2 separate regions of the Homo sapiens genome follow, and region 2 is linked to region 1. Evidence: chromatin loops called from intact Hi-C (ENCODE). Cell type or tissue: endothelial cell of umbilical vein. All regions are shown on one strand. Each heading gives the region's core, and the rest is flanking DNA. Links, peaks and the distances in the headings are about the cores only.

Region 1 (8,061 bases), core at 3,062-8,061:
ATATCCAAAATGTGTCACAGTCTCTTCATTTCCCTTGTTGCCAGACAATCCAAGCCACTATATTTACTTGTCTAGGCTATTGCAGTGGCTACCTAATTGGTCACTAGGGTTTCTCTCTCTTGTCTCTCAACAGCAGCCAGAGTGATCTTTTAAAAATGAAATCACTGGATAAAGAAAATGTGGCACATATACACCATAGAATACTATGCAGCCATAAAAAAGAATGAGTTCATGTCATTTACAGGGACATGGATGAAGCTAGAAGCCATCATTCTCAGCAAACTAACACAGGAACAGAAAATCAAACACCACATGTTCTCACTCATAAGTGGGAGTTGAACAATGGGAACACATGGACACAGGGAGGGGTATATCACACACCAGGGCCTGTTGGTGGGTTGGGGTAAGGGGAGGGAGAGCATTAGGACAAATACCTAATGCATGCGGGGCCTAAAACCTAGATGACGGGTTGATAGGTGCAGCATACCACCATGGCACATGTATACCTATGTAACAATTCTGTATGTTCTGCACATGTACCCCAGAACTTAAAATAAAAATAAAAAATAAAAAATAAAAATGACAGAAAAAAAAAATCAGACCACAGCCATTTTTCTGCTTACATTTCTCCAGTGGCTTTTGTCACATTCAGAAAAATATAGAAACTCCTCCCAGCTCACAAAATTTTATGTCTGGGCTGAGATCGCTGTTAATCTTCTGCCACCCTCCCTTTCCCTTGAGTCTCCAGCCACACTGGCCCCATTTCTGTTCCTAGAACATAACAAACTCATTCCTGCCTTTGGGTATTGGCACTAGCCTTTTCCTCTCCCTAGAATGTTCTCTCCTCTGATCTTTGCATAGCTGGTAATTTCTTGTGGTTAGGATCTGAGTTTAAATGTTAGTAATTCTTAGGAACCCCAACTATAAAAAATATAAATAAAGTTCACGAATTTGCTGGGTACTTTCAACTCAATGCAAACACAGGTAAGCTTTTTGTGCTCTAAAAGTACTGCTTCAGTATTTTTACTTTTGAAAATTATAAAATTCTTCCAGAATGTAATACACAGTACTTCATTAAATTGACATTTAAAAGCAGAAAATAGTATCCTAGAAATTGTGTCCACCAGTGCCTAGAGAACCCTGTGAGGCTGAAGTACTGTGTTGTCAGAGCTTGCCATGTGACGGTGGGCCAAGTGCCCCACCTTTGTGAGCAGGAGTTCCCCCCACTGGGAAAGTAGATACAATCACCTCTTGCTTAAGACAAGAAATATACATGTGTATGGCCACATTTTGGTTTGATAACAAAGGAATTAAAGATGCCTTGATCTGTGCAAATCTTCTCCCCTGGAAAAATACATAACCAGGGCACATGTGCTCAGCATTGCCTTCCAAAGTTCTTTCTCAACCTTGTAAGTTCTCGTTCTGAGGGCATATAAAGTATGTTTATGCAATCCCTTGTGAAAATAGATGAGGCAATATGGCTAGTGTCATAAGCAATACATTGATGAAGAAATGATTCAGAAACAAGAGAAAGGCAAATAGGTGAGCAGTGGGGTAGAGGAGCATTGACATTCTAAGTGGCGCAGTTATTCCCTGGGTTGAGTGGCACATTTGGTCTCCCTGGCGCTTGGAACTATAAATACTCTAGTAGCAGCCCTGCCCACCCCCCAGCCATTGTGCCAACTACAAATGCCCACACATTTCCAATCACTCCCTAGAGTGCCTGAGAATTAATGAATGGCACAGCCATTATCTTGGTGCTTTATATTTTACAGCAAATGTACCTTCAGGATGAAATTTGCTAAAGAGACAATTCATATAGTACTTTTACCCACAATGTTTTTATGTTAATAGCCTTTTAGCTTAATGCTTTTGTGCTTTGCAAACTAATTCTGGAACACATTAAGTGTGTTAAGTGAGGGATACTTATACAGGGATCTAAACCTACCAAATGGAATTAGCGTGAAGGAACCTTTGACAAGCAGTTTGAAGACAAAGTGCCACATCAATGTTCAAAAATATAATTACCACAGTGGAGGCCATTATCACATTTCTCTGCTTATGAGAACACAATTAAAATTAGGGATCTCTACATTTTCCTTGAAAGGGTGAGTTCAGTCAGTCAAGCAAGCAATTTCCTTAGCAATGACTGGGAAGAAGGTGTATTAGTATGATGTTACAGCCTCAAAGGACACCGTGATAGACCAGGGTGGCGAGTAGCTTCCAAAAATGGCTCCTAGTAATTGCTGTTCCTGCTGTTCACACCCTTGGGGAATCCCTTGCCCTTGAGTATAGATTGGACTTAGTAACTTGCTTCTCATGAATAGAATATGAGAAAAATGATGAAATATCACTTCTGAAATTCAGTTGCAAAAATCTGTGACTCTGTCTTGCTCTTTGTCTCCCTGGCTTTTCTCAGCCTGCTCGCCCGCAAGGCAAGCTGCCATGTTGTGAGCTTCCCTATGGGAAGGCCCATCTGGCAAGGAACGGACGGCAGCCAACAGCCATCAAGGAACTGAGGCCCTCAGTGTAACAACCCATGAGAAGAATCCTGCCAACAACCATATGAGTGAACTTAGAAATGGATCGTTCCCAGGCCAACACCATGATTACAGGCTGTGAGAGACCCTGGAACAGAAGACCCAGCTAAACTAGGGCTGACTCATAGAAACTGTGGGTTAGGAAACATTTGTTGTTTTAAGCCACTAAGTTTTGGGGTAATTTGTTACACAGCAATAGATAACTAATATACCCAGTCTACTCTAAACAACAGGAAGCACTCACTTGTGGTGTGACTCCTGTTTTACATTCTTTAAGATTGAAAAGCACCCAGATTTGTATATTTGAATAAGAAGGGAGGCAGGGCTGAGTACAAAACCTCCCTTAACATTTCTGGCAGAAAAAAACAAAACATTATATGGCAAGATGGCATCGAAGAGAGAACATCTAGAGGCAGATGTGGTATCATCAGATCACTATCTTCAAAAATTCAAGTTGTATAACTTCTCTAGGATTCAGTTTCTTCCTGAAAGAGCTGGTGATGTGACTGGGCTGGACTGTAATAACTGCTAACATTCTATACTACTTGATTTGGGGAACTCAGGCAGGCACCACCCCCAAGTCTCTTCGTCAATAGCTGGAAACTCCATCATTAGGAATTTGTTCCTTAGTGCTTCCAGAGACTGTCCCTGAAGTTACTACTCAAGATGAAAAATTTTGGATGGTGAGATAGATGGGGAAGGAAATTCTATGGATACCTTTAAGGATAGTGCAGAGATGGAGGTTCTTGTGTTGTTATAAAGTCCCTGAAGGGTAATGGTGACAATACCAAAGTTAGGCATGGTTGATTTCACAATTTTGAGGACCTAATAAGCTTCCTCTTTTTTGATGTGGACTATATAACTGATCACATTTCTCCTCTTACCTTGGCTGCAAGGAAGCTGAGAGCAAACACAAGTTCAGTCACAGATACTGTTTTAAATTTTATGGTTCCTTTATCTGTTTGTATTCTTTTTCTCTGTTCTCATTTTTCTATTTCTAGTTTATCACGTCTTTTGTCATAACCCAGCTCAAATCCTTTATGGGCCAGCCTGGGCAATATAGTGAGACCCCATCTCTACAAAAAAACAAAATTAGCTAGGCATAGTGGTGCACATCTGTAGTCCCAGCTACTCGGGAGGCTGAGGTAGGAAGATTACTTCAGCCCAGGAGGTCGAGGCTGCAGTGAGCCGAGATCTCACAACTGCCCATCAGCCTGGACAACAGAGCAGAAAAAAACAAAACAAAACAAAACAAAACAAAACCCTTTATGGAAAAAAGTTGGAAGCATAAATACATATAATAAACACAAGCATATATGTTTGAATTTTTTCTCTAATTGTGATAACACAAACATAAATCGTGAATCTGGAGATACACTTTTATCTTGATTATTTTCTAAATTTAAAGTTAATTTGGCTTGAGGGGGTGCAAAGATTTAAATTAGCATAATTTAGAAAAAGCATAAATTGGAAAAATTAAAACACAAATTCCAACAATATTTGTACCGTTTTTATTTGTAAAAATAACCATCTGAATGCATTTCCATAGTATATTACAGTTAAGTACTTCATTACGTTATTAGAGCATTCAGTAGTTGCAAAAGTATTAAACTGTGCTTGAGAAGATTCAGATTGTTTCAAAGTCATTCACTGAACTAAAAGTCATTTTCCCCATTTTTACAGTCATGACATTTACCAGAGTCATTCAACTCCAATTTACATAAGAAAACATTATAGACAAAATCCCACTGAAATCATCAAACAATATTTTATGCTGTTACAAATATGTTATGCAAAATATAACACTGGCACCAGATTTGTATCATCGTGCTTTACAAAGATATATTGCACATGCTAGAGCATAAAATATGTAGACAAAACTACCAAATAAAAGATATTTGCATTGAATTTTTAGATCACATAAGAAACGCATAGAATTACATTTTATACAAACACTCAGATTGTCACTATCTTAAAATGCTTTTCCCCTATAATACTGACCTATGGTTTATAGTTTCGTAAGACGAAAGCATTTTAGCACTGCAAAATCAAACAATTCCTATAGAAAACTTAAGCATTTTCATATTCATTTCAATGCAAGTACAAGGGGAAATAGGAAAAAAGACACTTTATACATTCAAAGAAAAGTTGAAATGAAAACTCACTGGTATCATATTGCTCTGATAACACTCAAATGAAAAAATACAAAACATTCCACAGAACATTTTCAGAATATACAAATATAAAAAGGCACTCTAACTTCATATTACAAGACAATAAAACGGATGAGTTCTTCAACCAACACAACATATAAGCACACCAAGTTGCTCAACAGTACAAAGAATAACTAGTGCAGCAAATCCATTTGATGTTCTTGTTCTAATTTAATAACAAAATGATAAACCAAGCAGTGTTTACTGCCTAAAGTACCAAAACATACTATGGTGCCCTTTTAGTAGTGATAAATAGAAATACCCTGAGCTATTTACTGTAGAATCATAGCAGATTTTAGGCAATTTGGAGATAGTAATGTATTTAGCAAAGACAGGCAGACACTGGCAAATAAGTAAGTGCAATGAAACATGATCCTTGTAGTTGTGGTTAAAATACAGTCTAAAAATAACACAAATAAAAGCACTAAGCAACTAAGACTCAGTTAAAAACACATTTTTTTTTCTTAGAAAGCTATGGTGCAAACATAATTTTATTTCTAAGAGATGTAATTAAAATACAGAAATGATAGTTTTTAAAGTCATTTCTTTAAAAAAATTTTGCCTTGGGGTATGGGAGAAAGAGAAAGAGAGGAAGAGAGAGAGAGAGAGATCAGTTGATGTAATGAACAGTTCATTGTGAGCATGATTTCATTTCGTTCCTTTGTCCTCCTTCTATGAGTAAGAGAGTGGGAAAAGTCAAAACGCAGCTCCATGGAGATAACGTCTCATGGTGAGTCACTGCTTTGCTGAAATGATTCTTGTACTCTCTGCTACACGACAGGAAAAATGTTAACGCTGCTTTGCCATTAAAGCAAGCATTTCATTTCCTGCTTGAAATGCCAACTGAGCAAGATTTCCATTCACTTCTAGAAAAAGACACCGCAGCATATTGTGCTTCTTCAACACTGAACCTCTCTTAATTTTCAGTGTTTTGGTAAAGATAAGGTCATTATTGCTCATTAGCAATTTATCTGCTTTTTAAAAATTCATCTTCTCTAAACAAACGAAAAGGACAGAAGGTGGGAAGCACAACACCAAGAATTCAAAAAAACAATGGTGGTGGTGTGGAAAATTTTCAGTGAAATCAATACCAGTTCAATAAATCCTTTGAACAAGTTCTCATTTGTGAAGAACCCAACAGGAGTTTTAATTAAATCCAGGATATTAAGAGTAAGATTAAAGTTTTATAGCTAGATGAAAAATATAATACAGTTATCTGTCTTTGATCCAGATATGATAGAACATTATTTTTGAAATATCTCACATACACTATAAAATAGCAATTTCCAGGGTGGAAATGGAACTCATTATAAAACGTCAGAGAGTACTGCTCTAATTCGACACATTTCTTTTCTGTCTCTTCCTCAAGTAGAAAATAGCACTTGAGCTGGTGATTTTTATTTCTCCTTTTGGCACATGTGCCCACACACTGCCATCATTTCTCATCAGGTTACTGAGACTATGTGAGCTTTTCAGTGTACTTAGGGTAATTTCTAGATATTTCTTTGTGCTGCCTTTGTGTATATGATCCACTACACATCTGAGTTTTCATCTCGCAGAAGGGCATCCAGACTGCAATGTCTTCTAAGCTCTAAGCTGGCTACAGACTGTGGCTGAGCAGTAGAAGATGCGTAGCCCTCTCTAACCAACGCGGAAGAACCTGAGGGTCATCTGGAAACCTTAGCAGTGGAAATGCTAGGTTTGGCCCTTGGGCTTTTGGCTAGCCCAGGGTCAAGTGTTTTTTTTTTCACTTTTTTTTTGTTATTCTAAATAAGATACATAGCAATTAAAATAGAGAACAAATAATGGATGTTTCCTCACCATTTGTTTCATTTCAAATAAATATAAACACATTTACAGCAAAAGTATATGGACATTTTCTCTAGTTTGGCAAAAAAAAAAAAAAAGGTCAGCACATCATCAGTTACAAATGTTAAGTGGTCAACTAGAAATCTGTGTCCTAAGAAATATAAAATACAACAAAGACTGGTACACAGAAAGATTACATTTAACTCCATAAAAAAGCTACTTCAGTTCTCACTTGCATTTTGAAGGAAAAAAATGTGTATCTTCCATTTTAGACTGAAGCATTTTGGTCCTCATGTGTAGCTGGCTGATGAACTACACACACACACACATATATATATATATACACACGCACACATATATGTGTGCATGTGTATGTGCATAATTTTTAAAGAGTCTCATTCTTCTTTTTGTACAGCGGTTCCAGGTGTGGAACGGGGTCCATTTGACCTAGAAGCTTTGGCAGAGGGAGCAGACACAGTATTCACTATGTTGATTTCATCATCAAGCAACTGGCAATCGGTTTTACATGCTAAATCACCCATTTCTACTTTCTGCTTTCACTTTTTTTGTTCCTTTTTGCAGTCACACTTTTCACTGACTTGGTATGACCTTGACTGAGAAGCTCATTTTACTACTGATGAACAATGCTGATGATTCTGATGTTTTTTAAAAGTTAGTATTTTGATTTAAGAATAAATTAACAAAGGGTAGTTTCATACTATTTTTGCATATTGTGTCAAAGTTTTGGTGCAATATAATTTTCACCTGAAATGTTATTAGATAAATTTGGGTTCAATCACTTAAGTGAAAATTAGTCACAGGCTTGTTATAGGGAACACTGTGTTAAACAAAAAAAGCAAGTTCAATTTTTCAATTCATCTGGCAACTTTAACAGAGATCCTCAGAAAGAAGTTCTGGATATTCAAATGCTTACTATAGAGAGGATATAAATAGTTGGACTCTCTAAAAAGATTATTACAGGCATTATTTCTGAAGATGGACACCTTTACCTTTGGCTTCTAGTGAGGAAGTAAACATCAAAGTGAGAAGAAGTTTGAGGCATTTCCTATCTGCCTCTTCCCTTCCCTCCCAGGGGACATGAATGTCACACTGATATACTTCTGAGAACTCACTGCTAAATACATGAAAAGAAAAATTATTCATAGCGAACAGCTGCCTCTCTGCTGCATTATCCCCAAAGAACAGGAATTAAATACATCTTTTATTCTTTATTTAAAATGAGAGGTAGACTTTCACAGAAGTATCTTAGATTTAAAGAAAATGTGAAACAAAACAAAACTGGGGCCATCTGTGTGACTGTTCCACCCAACAGCCTCACTGCCCTCCCTCGATTAATTCCTTCTCTACTAGCTTCTGGAAGCCCAGGCCCCAAATAATACTTGAATACAACATAAACCTGGAATTCAAGCTTCTTTCCTTTCCTCCAACACAGGTGATCAAAGAAAAGCTTCTACAGTCCAAAGTCAAAACGTTTCCGA
Region 2 (10,658 bases), core at 3,181-8,180, 170 kb after region 1:
CTGCCTATATGTATCTTTACCTATTGTTAAATTTGGTTATTAGTCTTTTCCTTGTGTGTGGAGTTTTTTATATTGTTTAATTCAACTTTCAATGAAAATTCAAGTTATGTATTCACCTAGACACAACAGAAATGAATCAATGTTTTCCCCAAGTTACCATAAGAGAAAAATTTAGATTTACAGTCCTTATTCATCCCTAATGCATGCATTGTCTCATAAAGCTGAATTTTCCTTGTGTGGAGCCTCCCATGCCTCAAAGGTGACAGCAAATCTCTGTCCCAACATGCTCCCACCACCACACAATTGTATTCAACCATCACACTCTGCTGGTATTGTAACCCATTCATTTGAATGTAACATGGATATATATTTCTCATATAGAAAATATAGATATATTTTCTATCTCTAAACATGTTCAAATTATGTTATACTCTCAATATGATATCTAACTCCTGAAACGAAGAATCACGCACAAGAATTAAAATGATGATAAAATAAGAAAAATAAGAATGCCAAAGACATTTTTATTTTATCTCCCTTACATAACTAGACACTGGATATTTTATTGCACTAATTTCTAAAAATCAAATAATGTATATTGAGCAAAACTTGTATCAGAGAGTTTATATTTTCAAATTTGATCCTTAAAACAATACTGTGAAGTAAATATGAGCATCCCCATTTCACTGTTGAGGAACCTGAGATTTTGAGGTGATGAGTAACTTGTCCAGAGTCACAAAGCTAGTAAGTGGTAAAACCAAGATTCAAAACCAGATCTGATTCCATTGTTCACGCTCTTGCTGGCTTTTGGATGGTTACAAGCCTTGGTAAATACAATGAAAGTTATTCTCCATTATAATTAGCATGCTTGCCCTAAATACTCTAGACCCAAGGGCAAAAGGCTTGTATGTAAAAAAGTACAAGCAGGCAAGAAGAATAAAATTGGAGAACTAACATTACCTGATTTCAGAGCTTATTATAAAGTTACAGTAATCAAAACAATATGGTATTGGTGCAAAGAAAACTCTGGTGAAAGAATAGCCTTGTCAACAAATGGTCCTAGAACAATGAGATATTAAACTTTGGGCCATACCTTGAACCCTAAACAAAAATTAAATCAAAATGGATCACAGAACTAAATGTAAAACTTAAAATTATAAAATATCTAAAGGAAACATAGGCAAGATCTTTTCACCTTGGGTTAAGCAAAGATTTCTTAGATATGACATCAGAGCAAAACCCATAAAAGGATAAATTGGTAAATGGAATTTTATCAAAATGAATAATGTCCACTCTTTGAAACACACTGGTAAGAGAATGAAGATAAGCCACAGACTGGGGGAACATATTTGTAAAGCATATATTGGATAAAGGACTTCTATCTAGAACCTACAAAACAACTCTCAATAACTATGAAAGCAAACAATCCAATTAAAAAGTAGGCAAAAGATTTGAACAGATATTTCACCAAAGATATACAGATAGCAAATAAGCATATAAAACAATGCTCACCGGGCCGGGCGTGGTGGCTCACACCTGTAATCCCATCACTTTGGGAGGCCAAGGCGGGCGGATCACGAGGTCAGGAGATCAAGATCATCCTGGCTAACATGGTGAAACCCCGTCTCTACCAAAAATACAAAAAATTAGCCGGGCGTGGTGTCAGGCACCTGTAGTCCCAGCTACTCAGGAGGCTGAGGCAGGAGAATGGAGTGAACCCGGGAGGCGGAGCTTGCAGCGAGTGGAGATTGCACCACTGCACTCCATCCTGGGCGACAGAGCGAGACTCCGTCTCAAAAAAAAAAAAACAGTGCCCACCGTCATTAGTCATTAGAGAAAGGCAAATTAAAGCCATATTACATACTTATTAAAATTGCTAAAATTAAAAGGACTAATGATACCAAGTGTTGGTGAAGATGTGGAGGAACTATAACATTCAGGCACTGCTAGTAGGAGTGGGAAATGATATAGTCACTTTGAAAAACAGTTTGGCAATTTCTTAAAAACTTAAACATACAACTACCATATAAGCTAGGTATCGTACCCTTGGGTATTTACTGGAAAGAAATGAAAGCATATGTCCATACAGAGACTTGCACATGAGTATTCCTAACAGCTTTATTTGTAATACCAAAAACTAGAAGTAATCCAAGTTTCCATCAAAAGATGAATGGACAAACTTATTTCCACATAATGGAACACTACTCAGCAATTAAAAGGAATGAACTATGGATATATGTCACAACATGGATGAATCAAAATAATTGTGTGAGTGAAACAAGTCGGGCAAAAAAAAAGTACATATTGTATAAATCCACGTACATAAAATTCTAGAAAATGCAAACTAATACACAGTGACAGAAAGCAGATCAGCAGTTGCCTGACGGGCCTAAGGGAGAGACTGGGAGGGGTAGCAGGGAGGGATTTGAAAGGGGAACAAGGAAGCTTTTGGAGCACTGTATATGTTCATTATCTCAATCATGGTAATGGTTTCATATGTCAAAACTTCGCAAACTGTACACTTTAAATATGGGTAGTTTATTGTATGTCAATTATATTTCAATTAAGCGGTTTCATAAATACATAAGCAGGCAAATAAAACACATTCTCACTCTTACGTAAAGTAAAAAAAGGCATATTTAAAAGTTAAAAATACCCCTAAGCAACAAAATTTATTCAGTTAATAGAAGAAAAGAAATAGCAAAATCGAATTAACCAATAGTGGGTTAATTTAGAGGCAGCTCATGTTATGCCCTGGTTATGTGTGGATGTAAAAGTGAAGTTCTTACAAAAGAATGGCCTGTTGGCTTAAAATCTACAGGCTTTAAAAATAGGCACAACCAGCCAGGCGCAGTGGCTCACGCCTGTAATCCCAGCATTTTGGGAGGCCAAGGTAGGTGGATCACCTGAGGTCAGGAGTTCGAGACCAGCCTGGCCAACATGGTGAAACTCCCTCTCTACTAAAAATACAAAAAAAACTAGCCTGGCGTGGTGGCACACACCTGTAATCCCAGCTACTCAGGAGGCTGAGGCAGGAGAATTGCTTGAGCCCAAGAGGCAGAGGTTGCAGTGAGCTGAGATCGTGCCACTGCACTCCAGCCTGGCCGACAGAGTGAGACTCTGTCAAAAAAAAAAAAAAAAAAAAAAGGTACAACCAAGATTCCTCTTCAAAATCTCTTAGGTTATTTTGTTTCCTAAATGAAACCTTTGACAAATGTGTACTGAGTAAGGATGTAGAAAATAAATCTAGAAAATTAAGTACAAGTGGGAAGGTAAATGGTTTATGCCTAACCTTTGAATACACTGCAACATGGCAGCACTGGATTGACATAGAACCCTTGGGATCTTACCACTGTGCCCAGACATTCCCAAGTGACAGAAGCCCTTTTAAAGGGTCTCTGCTGGGGAAAGTTGATAAAGTACCAACTATTTGTAAGGCCCTGATATCACTTGGCCAGGAATATTTCTTGAGAGCCAGTGGAAACAGAACATGGGAAAGGGTTCTGGTCCTTAAGTCCCACAGAATGAAAAACTGGCCAAGACGCTGTGCTTTGGTGCCAGCGAAACAGGAATATACAACCACCCACTGCCAAGATAATCATCAGGAGCTTCTGATGAAAACCGAAGCAGGTCTTCGGAGTACCACCTTCCCCGACAGCCTAAAAGCTAATAAAGTTCACAATTGTTCTATGCATGACCCCAAGCATATTAAGAAGGAGTGTCTTTAAACTTAACGCATTTGTTGAAAAGTTTTCCATTCCGTTCTTGAACACATGGTGGGAATGTTTTACTGCTAAGTGTATTTAAGGAAACCCACAGATTGGAACTGCTCTAACCAGTGAGGCGAGAAGTCTAGTTTCAGTTACGGCCCCACCACAGGCTCACTGTCTCTTTTAATTAATTCATTAACCAATTTATTAAACAAACATAGATTAATGAGAGGCAGATAACTAAAAGAATAACATAATCATCTGGGAAACTATCTCCTATTGATGAAAGGGTAAAAAGAAGGCAGCTGCTAGTTTTTCACCACTGTAAGGGGCTAGCAATGGTGAAAGTTTGTCATCAGATAAATGAACACACAGTGTCAGGATCAAAATCACAGGAGAGGAAGCTAGAATTACAAAATATTTAAACTTAACCTGGAAGGGCATCAGAGACATCCGGAGAGTTTAATCGATTGGCTGAAGGTCACACAGCTCTTGATGGCAATGGTGGAATCTTTCATTCATACAATAGACAAAAACATTTACTGGGGATCCACCATACGCCAAGCACCGTGCTCAGACCTGAAGATGCAGCAGCCTTCAAGGGACAGGGTCCCTGCCTTTATGACGCCTGAAAGAATCTTGCTTTCTTGACTCCAGGCAGGGGACATTCTATTACAGTAGACTAATGCTAGATTAAACACACCCATCAGCAAAGAGCAAACAAACACACACACACACACACACACATACACACACATACACACGGTATTAGAAAAAGTTAAACAGAAAGAAACTGTGCAATGAAAGGAGATGCTCAAAGGCATCTGCTCTGGATATAACAATAACTCCTAGCTATGGGGTTCCCCCTTCTTCCTTTCCACTCCCTGGAATTAAAAGCAAAAGCTTATATATAGAACAGTTTCTGTGGTCCACAGAAAACCATTTTAACAGAAATGATTAGTAGTTCTTTCCAAGTTTTTTTCAACCTCCAGGTGGATATTTTAGAAACAGAGCTTATGTGTAATACTCACAATAAAAATCAACAATGCAGTTTTCTGGCCGAAGATATCAGATCAGCACAAGACACTAAGATGTTAACACTAATTATCTCTGGGTGAATAATTTTATGGGCATTCCTCACTTTCTACTTTGTTTGACTGTGTTTCAAGACTTGCAGTTTACAAACAAGAAAATAAAATTCCTCTTGTAAATAATAAAAGACTTTCCTATTAAAAAAATACAGGTCTGCTCTAGCAAAAGCTTTTCTTAAGTAATCACAAATAGTAAAGCACTGGACATTATTTCCTGTCCAAAGACTTCAATACCTTGTAGTAGGTTCTGAATAATTGATATGTGAGTGTGTTTCTTTGAAAACGACAAAACATTACATTTATGATTAAACATGGCAAAATTGTAATTTGTCTAATGATTCATAAAGTTGCCAAGTACTGTTCTATACAGTGCATCAGCTGATTCTTAAGAAAATCCAGACAGACTGATCAAGTATGTATTATTGTCCTCATTTTACAGGACAGGAATTAAGGTTGACTCAGAGTTAAGTGACTCACCCAAAGTCACACACCAATATTTGGTGACCCTGGATTTCCTGACTCCACATCCGCTGCTCTCTCAACACCACTAGGTAAGGCATTAACTAACCATTAAGAATTCCTCTCTAAGAAAGAACCTGCTTCATCCTCCTCACAGCATTTTGGAGGCCTTTGGTTCTACCCAAATCTTCCTTTCTTATCTAATCTTTCTTATCAGGTGGCCTATATGATAGACACACACACACACATACACACATGCACACGCACACACATACGCATGCACTTTCATTATAAAAAAACAAACTCTGGAGTCAGAATGACCCAACTTTGAATCCCTCCTCTGCCACGTATGAGCTGTGTGACTTTGAGTAAATAAATCAACCTGATTACTCATTTTTCTTTTTCATTCTAAAATGAAAAATAGGATTACCTACATGCAGGCACAGATTAGATGTCCAATAAATATTAGCTCCTCTTACTACTATTATCAATGACATCTCTGTGGCTTATCCCAATTTTTTTAGTTCTCCTTGATGACTATAGAGGAAAATAAGGAGATGCAGACAGATCCTGGGGGGAACAAGTTTACTGGCAAGAAGTTATATTTGTTTACAAGTAGAAGCATTTACTCTGCCCACAGCCAGCCAATAGCAGTGCTTGCCTGCCTCCTCTCCCCTCCATGAAGTAGTCAACCATTGCATCTTGTATCCTGGCCATTGTAGCCTGTCCTATCCCAACCCAAAGGTAACTGAAGCCTCTCTCATACTCTAGAGTCGGGCCTTCCATTCTTTATCCTTAATCTCATAGGACCTGCAGCAGTCTCTTCCCCTGGTAGAATCCCCTAAAACACCTATATATCAGCGACTCTCACTCCCTGCTCAGAATATATCCCTGCTGCCCTGAAGGCCTCCTTTCCCATCCAGTCTCAATATCTGAGCAGAGTCAGATCTGGTTAAAACTGGACAGATGGGAGCTTCCCTGGGGGTTTGGATGTTGTACCCTTTCTCTCCTCACCCAAAGCTGAAAACCTTCAAATAAGTCAACCCCAAGCCAGAACATCCTCACCAAATCTTTCTGACACTTGTCAGGAAAATTCTGCAGGCCAAGACTCCTATGTTATCAATAGAAGCCCCTTCTTAGTAACTTAATTAGAAGTAAATCCACCACAGACTCATTACAGGTCCTCAGGCAGATAACCAGGGGGTCGCTTTCTGTATCAACAAAAAAAAGGAAGTATTCTTCTATGCCCTTTCTAAATTGAGCCAGTGGGACAGAAAACCGAACACACTACAAAGATTCCTAATGGAGTATTCTGCTTAGTGAGGCTAGACCTCAAAATGGCAGGCTTCGAAGCCCCTTCATTACAGATTGACACGAGTGCTCCCAGAATTGGGAGATGGCTACGTAACAGCACTTTTCGAAGATAAGGCATATGGGAGATGCATCTCTACCTCCAGGGCAATGTCAAATAAACCTACACATACTTGAGCACACCCAGCAAAAAAACGGTCACTAGGGATGCATTTAGCCTTCATAAACTTGGGCTGTAGGGGGTGTTTTTCCCTTTTAAAGGGAAAAATTTAAAGTTTAAAGCAACTTTAAATTGCTTTGTATTTCAGGACTAACTAGTATTTTTTCACATGGGCTAAGAGGCCCTAGAATCCACACTTGAAAAACCTTGCCTCTGAGAGAATCAAGAATGCAAGAATAGAGTCTTCTCCTACAAAAATCTCAAATACTCATATACTCAACACCAGAGAGGACACAGGGATATTGCATTCCATGGATGGATTAAACACTAATATATATTTGGATGGTTTGCTTGCTTGCAATTACTATCTTTTCTCTGTTGTGTTTATGTGTTCATGGAAGTGAATAATTTTTAATTTAAATGTATCTTGCTTACCATATGTATTTCTGAAAGTGGTCTACATATCAAATTGTGAAAAACTGATTATTTTTTCCATTGAATTATAAAATAATGACTAGAGGACACGGGGTTCAATCAGCTGAGGATCCTGGGGCATCACCTCATGTCTACTCTAGATTGGAAATCTTTGTGTCTCTCTCTGGGCAATCTGACCTCAAGATGGAACAGATCCAGGCATATCTCTCTAGCACATCAGACTTCCACTTCCTCTAGATAGGGAAAGTTAGCTCACACCATGCTACGGTCTCGTGACTTGGAGGGTCTGCTCCTCTATCACCTACCTTCTTTCCACCAGCCCCTAGTCACTGGCGTGCTTCATACTCAGTCTTGAAATCCCCAGAAGACCCCATTACTATTCGTGATCCATCTGGCTAAATGCCTTAGCCCACAGTGTGTTCTGGTATGTGGCATTTTCCTCTCTATAGTCCTCAAGTCAATGCTAATCTTAGATCACTCCCCAACTTCACCCCCAAGATGATATGCTTATGTTTTAAGCACAGCTGTTCCAACATGATTTTCTCTTCCCACCCTAAATGTGACAAGACATTGAGGCTTCATTCCCTGAATGCCACTGAACAAAGCCAACAGAGCTCTATGACCTTTGGTCTACCTCTTATGAACCGTTTTATTTCTAAGAATTGGTATTTCCTCCTCTATGAACCTGATGAGCTCCTTCTACCTTCTTCCCACCAAAGCCAAGACTGCTGGCAGTGGTGCATTCCTGTCCAAAAGGCGAGTCTCAGACGGAAATGTAGAAGTGTGATGCTTTGAAATACGGCACAAAACAACTCCCTCTTGAGAACCAAGGACATTAGACATAAGGACAATGTTTTATTTTAAAGCCACAAAACAGGGAGCCTCTAATTTAAGATTTTTGGGTCACTCGAAAGTCTTTTCACACTGAGCTCAAGTGTCCTTTCCTCTGAAACCTCTTCTGGTTCTCCACCCTGCATCCCCTCCTCCATGCTATAGGCTTCTGGACAGTACCATCACATCTAACTGCCTGCTTTCCTTTTTCTGCCTGCCCCTAACTGGGCTATGGGTACAGGGCAGAAACAGTCTTATTCATCTCTGTATCAACCTAACAACACATCTGGCATACAGTCAGTGCTCAATATATGTCTTGCAGGAATAGAAAGAAGTCTTAATGCATCTTAAACTTTTTATCAAAGCCTATGCCACAATAAGAAAAGGGTCTGCCTATATGAGGGCGGCCTGCAGGTTTCTGTGGTGAGACAGAGAACCGGTTGTCTACTAGGGTCTGGATGGAATCAATGGCTTGGTTTTTTTTGTGGTTCTCATCTATCCCTAACCTTGAGTGAAGATAGCAACCACCTCAGTCCATCACAGGCAGGGCTTGGCCTTGTTTCAAAGCTGTTTGACCATCTCAGAACCCTCAGCCCTTCAGGCTTCCTATCAATTCTGTTGTTCTAAATTAGAGCCATGACTTGAACCTGACTTACCCAGTGGGTGAGAAAAACAGGCTTGCTAAGGTGGTACCTAGAAGCTATGAGGCTGGGTTAGCATTCCACAGCAACGATGCTCACCTGTGTCCCCTCCTATGAGGGCTGCCTGCTGTGCAGTTCTGGTTTCTGTGAGACCTCAACCTGCAATAATCCTTAGAGAGTGACACTATGTCCACAACCAGTCCCACAGTGCCAGTTCCTGGGAGGCCAAGTGGCTTGTTGAATAGGAAACCAGCACTGAGTTTTTTAAAGATGTGGGACATTTACTTAGTAGTCTCTGGCTAGCCCCAACATGCGCATGAAAAAATTAGAGGCTCCCATTAGAATGAAACTACTGGTGTGGAACATTTCCAGGCGTAGGAAATCTAGATGTTGGAACAGTCATGGAAAGTGGAAGAAGTGGGCTGGTGATCTTTAACAGGCCAGGGCAGGCCCAGTGCTGGGAGGGAGGACTGGGGAGCAGAAGGTTAACACCAGGCTGGAGTGCAGTGGCTCACTGCAACCTCCACCTCCTGGGTTCAAGCGATTCTCCTACCTCAGGCTCCCGAGTAGCTGGGACTACAAGCGCACGACACCACGTCCAGCTAATTTTTGTATATTCAGTACAGACGGGTTTTCACCATGCTGGGCAGGCTAGCCTGGAACTCCTGACTTCAGGTAATCCGCCCGCCTCGGCCCTCCAAAGTGCTAGAATTACAGGCATGAAGCTCCGCGCCCGGCCACCACTATTTCTTAAAAGGTGAGGGTTTAAGAGATTACAGTGGGGGAGTGGATCCATCCGAGTGCTTCAGAAAGTACAAAAAGAAAAGGAAGCCGGGTCACGTGGAGTCCTTACTCTTCTCAATCCCTCAAGAATTTCCCAGAAGGATGGACTTTCCTAAGAGGCTGCGGTGTGCTGCAGGCCCAGTCCTGGTCCAGCCCTGTCGCTGGGCTAGAACCAGAGTTGGTGGGGAAGTTCCATTCCCGGGGAGCGAGGCTCCTTTATTCCCACCTGGCTGAGTGGGGGCTTTCTACATTCCTCGGGTCCCGGGAGGCCTGGCCTCTGACACCGCCGGCTGCGTCTGGGTAGCAAGACCCCTTGGTGCCTGCGGTTCTTGACCCCTCTCTGGCAGCACAAGGTCAAAGGTGTGGGGAGGGGCGGGAGGCGCAGCTGCGGGGTCCCTGGAGTTCCCTGGCGGGGCCTGGTAGCGGAAGACCTTTCCCTCTGAGGCGCCCCTCTGTTCTCTGGGGGCGGCCACACTGTGGGGTCGGGCAGGTCGCACCCTTCCCCCAGCTGAAGAGCAGCGCTCAGAAGAGCCCTTCCCCCACCGCAGCGGCTCCTGGGTGGGAAAGAAACAAAGGCCGGCTTCGCGGCCGCTCGGAGCCGGGAGCATGCGCGGTGAGCCCCCTCCCCTGCTGCTGCGGGGTTCCCGCGCCCCAACCCCTGCCCCGGACCTCAGGTCGCTGGCCCCTCCTGCCCCGGACGTCCGCTTTCTCGCCACCAGGCCTCCGCTCATTTGGGCCTGCCGCCTCCTCATCTTCTGCAGCCCAACCCTCAGCCTCCTCCATGCATTCCCAGCAATGCCTCTCAGAAGTAGTTGTCCCTTCCTCTGTGTTCCCTGGGTTTTGAGGGTTTTTTTTTTCCATTTAGTTTATTCTACCTTGGTTTTTAGCCATCTCTGAGGATGGCAGTACATCCTAGTGGGCCCTGGAGGCGGAAGAACTGGGTTCAAACCCTGCCCCCTGCCACTTGGAGCCATATAACCTTAGGCAAGTTACTAGATCCTCCTCTAAACTACTGTTTATTTGTCTGTAAAATGGGGCTAATAGAATCATTCTCCCTACCTCCTGAAGATGTGTGAGATGGAATGAAATGATGCTTAGAAAGCATTTGGCACAGTTCCTATCACATGGTTAGCACTCAGCAAATGTTGCCGGTTAGGATTTAACCCATGTTTTCACCCTTTCCTCAACACGCCCCTTCTGGCTGGCTGGCTGAATTCGAAAGACTGAGCAAATTCCA

Evidence for each region. A loop is a pair of places that touch in the nucleus more often than their neighbours do. Peaks named below come from ENCODE experiments on the same cell type or tissue, not always from the same donor. Only the 100,000 strongest peaks of a DNase experiment are listed, where the experiment ranks them.
Region 2: it touches region 1 in a loop (5-fold over the local background); 2 of 110 quality-filtered maps call a loop at or near these places.

The regions. Positions count from the first base shown.
Region 1 is chr2:196,982,634-196,990,694 of GRCh38, forward strand. ANKRD44 (ankyrin repeat domain 44) reads right to left here. Exons shown (of 28, transcript NM_001195144.2): 28 at 4,029-7,016. The coding sequence ends at 6,958. Among named protein-coding and RNA genes, the nearest start is that of PGAP1, 60 kb to the left of the region's middle. In endothelial cell of umbilical vein, for the core only: no CTCF peak of the experiment used is centred there; a DNase peak (open chromatin) is centred at 5,478; H3K27ac peaks cover 2,024 bases.
Region 2 is chr2:197,154,551-197,165,208 of GRCh38, forward strand. The region is part of intron 2 of ANKRD44 (ankyrin repeat domain 44); the gene reads right to left. Among named protein-coding and RNA genes, the nearest start is that of ANKRD44-AS1, 38 kb to the right of the region's middle. In endothelial cell of umbilical vein, for the core only: no CTCF peak of the experiment used is centred there; a DNase peak (open chromatin) is centred at 5,291; H3K27ac peaks cover 2,997 bases.